2 separate regions of the Homo sapiens genome follow, and region 1 is linked to region 2. Evidence: read pairs that join two places in POLR2A ChIA-PET (ENCODE). Cell type or tissue: PC-9. All regions are shown on one strand. Each heading gives the region's core, and the rest is flanking DNA. Links, peaks and the distances in the headings are about the cores only.

What was found. ChIA-PET counts read pairs that join two places held together with the same protein. Peaks named below come from ENCODE experiments on the same cell type or tissue, not always from the same donor. Only the 100,000 strongest peaks of a DNase experiment are listed, where the experiment ranks them.
Region 1: POLR2A ChIA-PET joins it to region 2 with 8 read pairs; 2 of 35 experiments call an interaction of 5 or more read pairs at or near these places.

What each region holds. Positions count from the first base shown.
Region 1 is chr2:215,551,653-215,557,043 of GRCh38, forward strand. The region is part of intron 1 of LOC102724861 (a long non-coding RNA gene); the gene reads left to right. Among named protein-coding and RNA genes, the nearest start is that of FN1, 120 kb to the left of the region's middle. In PC-9, for the core only: a CTCF peak has its summit at 2,497 (motif pointing right); a DNase peak (open chromatin) is centred at 3,189.
Region 2 is chr2:215,800,209-215,805,599 of GRCh38, forward strand. The region is part of intron 1 of LINC00607 (long intergenic non-protein coding RNA 607); the gene reads right to left. It also overlaps the pseudogene COXFA4P5. Among named protein-coding and RNA genes, the nearest start is that of LINC00607, 41 kb to the right of the region's middle. In PC-9, for the core only: no CTCF peak of the experiment used is centred there; no DNase peak of the experiment used is centred there.

The sequences.
Region 1 (5,391 bases), core at 96-5,095, 250 kb before region 2:
TTGTCCCTTGCCAGTCATGGCTTTGTAAATCTTTTTAGCTTTTTACCATAGTTCTTGATCTCTTCCTTTTAAATGCAGAATTATTTAACCTGGTCTGAACTCCTCCAAGCTTGCCCACCCACATCCTTCCAGTATCATATTCTAGCATCCTTAGAAAAGAAATATATAAATATAAATGTAAATATAAAGAACAATAATTTTTTGTCCCAGAATGTTTAGAAATAATACAGAGTCTGCCCTTCGTGTATGCAGGTTCTATGTCTATGGATTCAACCAATCTTGGACTGAAAATATTCAGGAAAAGAAGGGATGGTTGTATCTGTACTGAACATGTATAGACTTTTTTCTTTGTCATTATTCCCTAAACAATACAGTATAACAATGGTTTACATAGCATTTATATCCTATTAGGTATTATAAGTAATCTAGAGATTATTTAAAGTATATGAGAAGATGTGTGTAGGTTACATGCAAATACTTTGCCATTTTATATAAGGAAATTGAGCACCTGTGGATTTTGGTATCCATGGGGATCCTAGAACCAGTCCCCCATGGATACAGAGGACGCATGTAGAGAAAAAACCAGAGCACAAAGGTGAAGTTGGATGAATGGTCTACAAACACCAACAGGACCTTGACTGATTGTGCCTCTTTGTTCTGATGTTCTATGATAACAATCATGTATTTAGGAAATCGTTTCCATTTGAACAGTTCAAAGCAATGTGTAACGTTTACTATTTATCATATAAAATAGGGAGCAGAGATAACTGTTTTATGGATGAAAAGATTGTAGCACAGAAATATTCCAATGCTCAAAGTCTAGTAATTAGCTAACTCCAAGAAGAAGAATAGAACACTGGTTAGGCATCTGAGGAGGGTGTTGCATAGAGGATGATATACTTCTAAATGAAAAATGAAATGCGTGTTAACTTTAAAGTGTTAAATCCACATGATGTTAAATATGCAGATATTTGGCTTTCTGAATTCACAGCCCAGATCTTTAATTTAAACAGTCATTGAAATGATTTAATATTTTGAAGAGGCCAATTACCTTCTTTCCACCTGAAATTTAGCTTTTAATTGATTACTACACAGTATCTACTTAACATTCTGTTTATAAAAATTTCAGCAATATGGTCCTTATACCCTCAGTATATTCAGCACCAAATCCACTTTGGAAAAGTAATTATAACTGTGCTTTCTGTAAAAAGTGTGAAGAAGGAGAGCTAATTTTTAAAATCCTCTTTTTGATTTGATCTGTTTGAGAGGTTCGAAATGCAAGTGCTTGGTAAAGCAAATGCAAAAACAGAAAAAGAAGTTGTTTAAGTTGAACCTCCAATCCTGTGACTGTTTTTATAGGCCTTGATTAGCAGCAAATTCTAGGATTTTATTTAATAAAAACAAGTCCTCTTTGATTTGATTCCCCTCTGGGATAGACTTAAAAATAATAAATATGCAGTATGTGGTTTCTCTAATTTTATGAATCAAGGCCATTCCTAAATGTATTTTCCAAAATGTTGGTATTTTATTCAATATTGTTAGCCCCCGTCTCCCCATGGAACTTCCTTTGCAGTGACTGGCTTCATGAAGCCCTATTTGAGAAGCCTGCTGTACCCTAGAACCCATGGAGGTGCAGTGGGAGGTGACTGTACAAATAGACCCCTGGAGATTGTTGGTAGCTACTGACAAATATTGTCTTTGATTGCTTTTATTTCCCTTGACTCTACCTTCCTCTACCCAACTCTGTAACTGCTAGAACCCCAATAATGCCACCCCACATAGTTTTTGCAACTTCAAAAATATGTTGTATATCATTGGGAAGGCCAGATGTAGAATATTAGCATGATATATTATTTTAATGTATAAATTGGCCGGGCATGGTGGCTCACCCCTGTAATCCCAGCACTTTGGGACGCCATGACGGGTGGATCAAATGAGGTCAGGAATTCGAGACCAGTGTGACCAACATGGTGAAACCTCGTCTCTACTAAAAATACAAAAATTAGGCATGGTGGCAGGTGCCTGTAATCCTAGCTACTAGGGAGGCTGAGGCAGGAGAATTGCTTGAACCCTGGGAGGTGGAGGTTGCAGTGAGCTGAGATCATGCCACTGCACTCCAGCCTGGGCAACAGAGTGAGACTCCATCTCAAAAAAAAAAAAAATCTGTAATTAATTTCAGCCCATGTGAAGATAATTTGTAGTCTATATATAATTTCACATTAATGCATAAGAAAATAATAAGATACTAAGATGGTTCATTAAAGCTCAGATGTAGACTATCCAGTAGATTAATTATATCAGTTAAGTTTGTGTATGTATAGTGCTTACTGTGTACCAGGTAAGCCATGGTACCTGCTCTAATACCATGTTCTAAACACTATTCATGTATTCACTTCATCAATCCTCACACCCACAAAAAAGAAGGTATTATCTCCATTTTACAGATGAGAAAACTGAAACACAGAGAAGTTAGATAAGCAAATAAGTGGCAGGACTTGCTCCAGGGGCTCGGCCTATAGAGGGCACTCTCTCGATCACCATAAGACATCACCTCTATGGTTACTTGGTAATTTGTAGGCAAATATAACTAGGATTGCATAATGTTAAGTTAAGAAAAATATCCAAAGGAATGGATTTTCATAGGTGAATCAGGTTCATTTTGCATTGCGTTTTTACTGTACTAAATATCTCTCCTTGTATTAAAACTTAGACTTTTTAGGGTAGACAGTCCATAGACTTAACTTCAAATCAGTGGGGTATAATCCATAGCCTTTTACAGATAGGCTATGAAGAGCAAAGCAAATGGCCTAAACTGAGGGTATCCCAGCAAGTGGCACTTATTCTCTGCTCAGCCTGCTAGCTCCGAGCACACGCCTGAACATTGACATATTTCATCAGTGGGAAAGTACGAAAGTCTTACTGGAGAGCTTTAGGGTGAGATATATTATTATTAGCCATTTGAATTTCTTATTCTCAGAATATCTTTTTTATGCCAAAGATTCGCTTCCTGATAAATGACCCGAACAAATGTCTGCATGGTTTTCATGAGAAATTTAGATTGACTCCCATACCAGGACTCATTGAAGTAAGTCTGCCCCAAATCCATGCCCACATTTAGATCTTCGGGAAGGTAGCTTCAAGATTCTAATGTTTCAGTATAATTCAAGCATAGCTTGAATTAAAGCCAAATTCAGCTTTTGGCATGACTAAGAGGAAATAATGTATATGTCAAACACAAGATTGAAGCTAGCTGAATTTTTAAGCAATGAACCATGAATTCATTAAGGTATTTATATCTGGCAGTGACTGTGTGTTGTAGCAATCTAATGATTTTATGTTCAGTTCTCAGCTGCCTTTCCTGTACTTGGTTATTGGCTGAAACCAAAGGATAGAGAATCCAGAGGGTAATTGTTGGGTTAGGGCCATAGGGTTGGGAGGAACTGGGATAATGTTACAAATGAAAAAAAGAAGAAATAAAATTAGCAAGTATGAAAACCTAAAACTAAGGTGTATCGTTTTCCATTTTTGCTTGAAAAATGTATTCAGAATTAAAGACCGTAAAGAAGTATCTTCAGCCAGAAATCCTTGGCTTCCTCCCGTGTGCTGTACTGGTTGATTAAAAATTGCCTCCCTTTGGATTCTCGTATCACAGTAGGGTCACAGGACAGTCTATATTGGAAGAAAGAGTCTCAGGACAAAGCACTGCTCAGAAGACCAGGGAAATAGAGAAACACCAGGGAAACACACTGTGTTCAAGGGGTTTAAGTGCAGGCAATTAGTTAGGGACTAAATTATCCTTAGAAACTGAAGAAACAGGCAAACAGGATAACAGATGCAAAGCACTGTAGTCAAGGAAAGACCTTGACGAGATAGAGCCATGCATGGTTTTCTTAGGGCTACCAGAGAAACACTGTGTGATCATCCTGCACAAGGGGTTGGTGGGAGTGAGTGATGGAGAGTTAATGAGTAGCCAGAGAGGACACTGTACAGACTGGCTGCCCCTGACATGGGCAGAGACTGGCAAAATAGCGGGACTCTATGTTTAATACCACATATACACAATATAATTATATTGTTGTTATTATAAATACATATATTATACTGTATATATTCTAATATTTAGAAAATGTAAAGAGTAGTGTATATATATTAATATTATTTATAATATATATAATTGAGATATTTTATATATATATGTAGAACAATGAGAACAGTGTGCTAGTAATTTGACAACAAACACCTCCAGAAACAGAGCCATCCAGACCAGAACATCACAGATCAAGAGGCAATATGATGTGGTGAGAAAAGCACTGGAGTAGGAGTTGTGAGTCCAAATTGCAGTCTTCATTGTGTTACACATTTATGATCTCCGGCAAGCTTCTCCTCCAGGGCCTTCAGCTTCCTTACCTGTGGAGTTAAATAGGTTGGCTAGGGTGAGCTCTCAGGGCCCTTCTGGTTCCAAGGAGAAATGGGTCTCAGGGTCCTTGCATAGGCACAAGAAGTAAAGAGGCCCTTCCCCTGCCAGGAGCCCAATTTTCCTACCATGTGATACCCAGGTTGTGCTTACGAGATACACAACAAAAATGACTACATTTTAACCAAATGCTTCCAAATTTTCTAAAAGTGAAATGATCAGGAGTGTACATAGAAAAATTTTACATTTTCTTCTTTGGTCTTTATTCTGTAGAATGTAGCTGCCACTGATATATATTATCAAAGCAAAACCTTGTTTTTCCACCTTCATCTGTTCCTTCTTTATGGAGAATCTCTGCTGCCTTCTCAAACATCTATGATGGCTAAGAAAGGGAGATGAGGGAGTGTGGAAGGAGTCAGAACTGCCATCTGACTGTGGTTCTACCTATATTACTAGAATTGGCCGAGTGTGATCATTGCCACCTTGGAGTCACTTACAGTCAACTTGAATGATTATGAAACAAGGGGTAAAAATGACACAGAATGTCAGATTAAAACAATGACACCACTGGGGGCTGGGCGCAGTGGCTCATGCCTGTAATCCCAGCACTTTGGGAGGCCAAGGTGGGCAGATCACAAGGTCAGGAGATCGAGACCATCTTAGCTAACAAGGTGAAACCCCATCTCTACTACAAAACACAAAAAAATTAGTCGGGCGTGGTGGTGGGCACCTGTAGTCCCAGCTACTCGGGAGGCTGAGGCAGGAGAACGGCGTGAACCCGGGTGGTGGAGCTTGCAGTGAGCCGAGATCGCATCATCGCACTCCAGCCTGGGCGACAGAGCAAGACTCTGTCTTAAAAACAAACAGACAAACCAAAAAACAAACAAAAAGAAAACAATAACACCACTGACTAGGTGAATCCAAAGATCTGCCAATGGGTGTCTATTATTGGCTTAATTGTGTCCCTCCAACCCCTA
Region 2 (5,391 bases), core at 140-5,139:
AAATTGTAATCCCCATAAACCCCATGTGTTGAGGGAGAGACCTGGTGGGAGGTGATTGGATCATGGGGGTGGTTTCCTCCATCCTGTTCATGATAGTGAGTTCTCATGAGATCTCATGGTTTTATAAGGGGCTCTTCCCCCTTTGCTCACTCTTGCTCTCTCGCACCTGCAGCCATGTAAGGTGTGCCTGCTTCCTTTTTGCCATGATTGTAAGTTTCCTGAGGCCTCCTCGGCCATGTGGAACTGAGTCAATTAAACTTCTTTTCTTTATAAATTACCCAGTCTCAGGTATTTCTTTATAGCAGTGTGAAAACAGACTAACACATCCTACCTCCCTGAAATGTATGAAACCAACTGTAATCTGACTACCTTGGGTGCGTTTTCTCAGGACTTTTTAAGACTGTGTTTCCCCAGGCTGCAGTCATTCATATTAGCTCAGAATAAATTTCTTTAAAATATTTACAGAGTTTGGTATTTTCATTAACAGACTGTATGCTAAGTCATAAAACAGCCTGAATAAATTTAAAAGAATTGAAATCATGCAAAGTATGTTTGCCAACCAAAATGTAGTAAAATTAGAAATTGATAACAAAAAAATTTGAAAAATTTACAAATACGTGAAAATTAAACAACACAATACTAAATAACCAATGAGTCAAAGAAGAAATCAGAAGTGAAATTAGAAAATATTCTCAGATAAGTAAAAATAAAGACACAACATCCCAAAGCTTATGGGATGTAGCTAAAGCAGTGCTTAGAGGAAATTTGAGAACTGAAAACGCTTATGTTAAAAAATAAGAAATATCTCAAGTCATTAACATGACTCCTTAAGGCACTAGAAAAAGAAGAGCAACTAAACAAAAAGCAAGCAAAGGAAGAAAACAATAAGGATTAGGGAATAAACTACTGAATAGAGGCTAGGAAAAATAATGAATAAAATCAACAGAATCAAAAACTGGATCTTTGAAAAGAATAAGAAAACTGGCAAATATTTAGTTAGACTGACCAAGCAAAAAAGAGAAAACTCAAATTACTAAAATTAAAAATGAAGCAGGGACAGTTCTACTGAAATAAATAAAATTATAGGGGAATATTATGAACAACTGCCTGTCAACAAATTGAATACTTTAGATGAAATATAAGAATTTCCACAAAGACACAAACTACCAAAACTGACCCAAGAAGAAATATAAATTTGAATAGACCTATAACAAGTAAAGAAATTGAATTACTAGGCCCAGATGGCTTTACTCGTGAACTCTACCAAGGATTTAAGTTAGAATTAGGCCAGGTGTGGTGGCTCATGCCTGTAATCCCAGCATTTTGGGAGGCCAAGGTGGGCAGATCACTTGAGGTCAGGAGTTCAAGACCAGCCTGGGATTCAATGCTGTAATCCCAGCAGCTCAGGAAGCTGAGACAGGAGAATCACTTGAACCCAGGAGGCAGAGGTTGCAATGAGCCAGGATCGCACCACCACACTCCACCCTGGGTGACAGAGCAAAACTCTGTCTCAAAAAAATAAGTAAAAAAAAAAGTGATAATTAATAGTATTCCTTATAAACTCTTCCAAAACAAAGAAGCAAGGGGAAACCTTCCCAACTGATTCAATGAGGCCAGTATTATTCTGATAACAAAACCAAACGAAGACATCACAGAAAAGAAAACTAGCACTAGCAGCTCTAGTCAGAGCAGTTATGCAATATAATAAAATAAAAGGCACCATATTGGAAAGGAAAAAGTATAGCTATCTCTATTTGCAGATGACAAGATCACATATATTGAAAATCCTAAGGAATCCATTAAAAACAGTATTAGAACATATGAATGAGTTTGGCAAGTTGCAAAATACAAGATCATTATACAAAAGTCAATTGAATTTCTATATGCTTATAATAAACATTCCAAAAATAAAATTAGGAAAACAATTCCATTTGTAATAGCATTGAAAAATACTTACGAGTACAATTAAGAAAAGAAATGCAAACCTTATACTCTGAAAGCTAAAAAACATTATTTAAATAAATTAAAGAATATCCAAGTAAACAGAAAGATATCCCATGTTCATGGACTGGAAGATACAATATTGTTAAGATGACAATACTTCTCAAATTGATGTATAGATTTATCACAATCCCTATCAATGTCACAGCTAGCTTCTTCACAGAAATTGACAAGCTGATCCCAAAATTCCAATGAAAATTTAATTAATCCAGAATATCTAAAACAATGTTGAAAAAGACAAAGTAGGAGGGCTCACACTTCCTGATTTCAAAATTTACTACAAAGCTACAGTAATCAAGAAAATACGGTACTGGCATAGGAAAGATATGTAGATTAATAAAACAGAATTGAAAGTCCAAAAATAAACCATTGGGTATTAGATCAACTGATTTTCAGCAAGAGTGCCAAGATATTTCAATGGAGAAAGAGTAATTTTTTTAATAAATGGTGTTGGGACAACTGGATATCCATGTGCAAAAGGAAGTTGGACCACTAACTCACACCATATACAAAAATTAGCTTAAAATGAATCTAAAAGCTAAACGTAAGAGCTAACTGTAAAACTTTTGAAGGAAACATAACTACAAATCTTTGTGACTTTGAATTTAGCAATGATTGCTTAGATATGAAACCAAAAGCACAATTAAAAAAAGAAAAAAAAATGAAAAATTGAAAATTGTCAAAATTAAAAACTTTTGTACTGAAAAGGATATCATGTAGAAAGTTTAAAAACAGCCCACAGAATGGGAGAAAATATTTGCAAATTGCATATCTGATGAGGCATGTATATCTAGAATAGTTAGAGAACTATTTCAACTCAGTAATGAAAAGACAACCCAATTAAAAATGAGCAAAATATCGGAACAGACAGTTCTCCAAACTAGATACACAAATGAACAATAAGCACATTAAATTATGCTCAACATCATTAGTCATCAGGAAAATGCAAATCAAAACCATGATAAAATACAATACCACACCTACTAGGTTGCTAATAATATACATTTTTTTTAAAAAAACAGATAACAAGTATTCAAAAAGGATGTGGAGAAATTGGGACTCTCATACATAGCTGGTGGCAATTTAAAATGATGCAGCCACTATGGAAAATGATTTGATAGTTCCTCTGAGTTACCATATGACTCAGCAATTCTATTCCTAGGTATATCCTAAGATAAATGAAAATATAAGCAATTTATAAATGAATGTTTATAGTAGTAGTATTCATAATAGCCACACACTAGAAACAACCTAAATATCCAACAATTGATGAGTGGATAAATAAAATGTGATATATCCATACAATGCCATATTATTAGGCCATAAAAAGGAATGAAATACCGATACATGCTACAACATGAGTAAGACTTGAAAAAGAAGCCAATCACAAAAGACCATATATTGTATGACTTCACTTATATGAAATATTTAGAATAGGCAAATCTTCAGAGAAAGAAATTAGATTCATGGTTGCCTAGGGCTGGAAGGGGTGGGGAAAATGAGAGTGACTGTTAATGGTTTCTTTTAAGGAGGATGAAAATGTCCTAAAATTGATTGGGGTGATGATTTCCCAACTCTGTAACAACAACAACAAAAAAGATTAGTCATGGGTTCTGTAATTAAAAACCACTAAATCGTAAACTTTAAACAGGTGGATTGTATGGTATGTAAATTATTTATCAACAAAGCAGCTATTAGTGTTTTTAAACATGATATAATTTTTTTTTCTGATGTAGGAAGGAAAACCAACCATTACTGGAGAGCAGTGTTTCTCACCATTCGCCTTCACACTCTTCAATTCAGTCAGACCGAGTTCCTGCTGTACAGGATGTCCGGGTGGTAGAGTGTAATGGCTAAGAGCTAGTTGCCTGTGTTGGAATTCTGGCTTAATCACTTACTAGATGTGGGACATCAGGAAAGTTCCTTAACCTCCCTGTGCCTCAGTCCCGTTAGCTGTAAAATGAGGACATTAATAATTTCTAGCTCAAAGCGTTTTTAGGGGAATTAAAAATGCAACACATTAAACTCGTAGAACAATGCCCAGCACATAAGTGCTATATAAGAACTGCTTTATCCCAGCACTTCGGGAGGCCAAGGCGGGCGGATCACAAGGTCAGGAGATCGAGACTATACTGGCTAACACGGTGAAACCCCGTCTCTACTAAAAATACAAAAAAATCAGCCAGGCATGGTGGCATGTCCCTGTAGTCCCAGCTAGTTATGAGGTTGAGGCAGGAGAATCGCTTGAACCCGGGAGGTGGAGGTTGCAGTGAGCCAAGATGGCACTACTGCACTCCAGCCTGGGCGACAGAGCAAGATTCCGTTTCAAAAAAGTAAAAAAGAAAAAAAAGAACTGCGTTATTATTTTTTTCAAGTTTCAGTTATTTATTAATCAGTATAATCTACAGTAGATTGCATCAACATTATTTCATGCATTTAGAGGACAAATATATTAAGTGGAAAATTGTGCGGATGGCTGCTGGAAAACCTTCATTCTAAAGCAGCTTTATAGCGAAACATTTCATTTGGAAATCTGGACCTTCTTTCTTCAGTTCGCTGTAATCCATTCACTGAGTAGAACTTGTATTGATCATTGGGACCCAGTTTGTTCCAGGGTTCTGGGTTATTCTTTCTGTCCCAACTAACAACTGGATTGATCAATGCCAGGTGCAAAAGATACAGTGCCACTCCAGTATCTCCAGTTCCAATAAATACGAAGAGGGGGATCAAGCTTGGATGCGTAGTGGCCTGACTGATGATCCGGCAGAGCATGTTTGCGGTAGAGGCCTCCGATTAGAAAGGAGAGAACCAGACTAGCCACCAGGTCCTGGGCTAAGTAGTATCTGCCAACTGCTTTATTATTAACCCATTCCCCTCCCTAACACTACCCTGAATTCACCTGTCACAGGGATAGGCCAGTCTCCAGATTCCATTCCCCAGTCCACAGTGATTGGTTCAGAGATGGGCACATGAGTCCATCAGGCCAATGAGACTCAAATCTAAGACTCGGGTTGAGCTGTTGGGGTAGCAGACTCCTTTCTCCCAGCTGGTCTTACAAATATGAAGCATTTGGCTTCCAGACGTACAGGCAGTCATTAGAGAGCCGCAGGAGAGAACCCACCTGAAGAGGCAGTCCTATGAGTAACAACGTAATTTCCTCCTAAAAATCTTTCTCCCACCATCATCACATACAGACTGGATTAAGCGATCCTTATACACAGTCCTGTAACCATCTCTGGATCTCTTAACCCTAAGGTCAGAAACATCTCCTTTTGCCCAGGGTGATCTCGGTGTAAACCTCTTGGCCCAGCATAATTATTGAGAGTTCCCCCTTCATCTTCAGGTCCCAGTTTGAATGATAAACTACATAATTATCTATCACAAAATGTA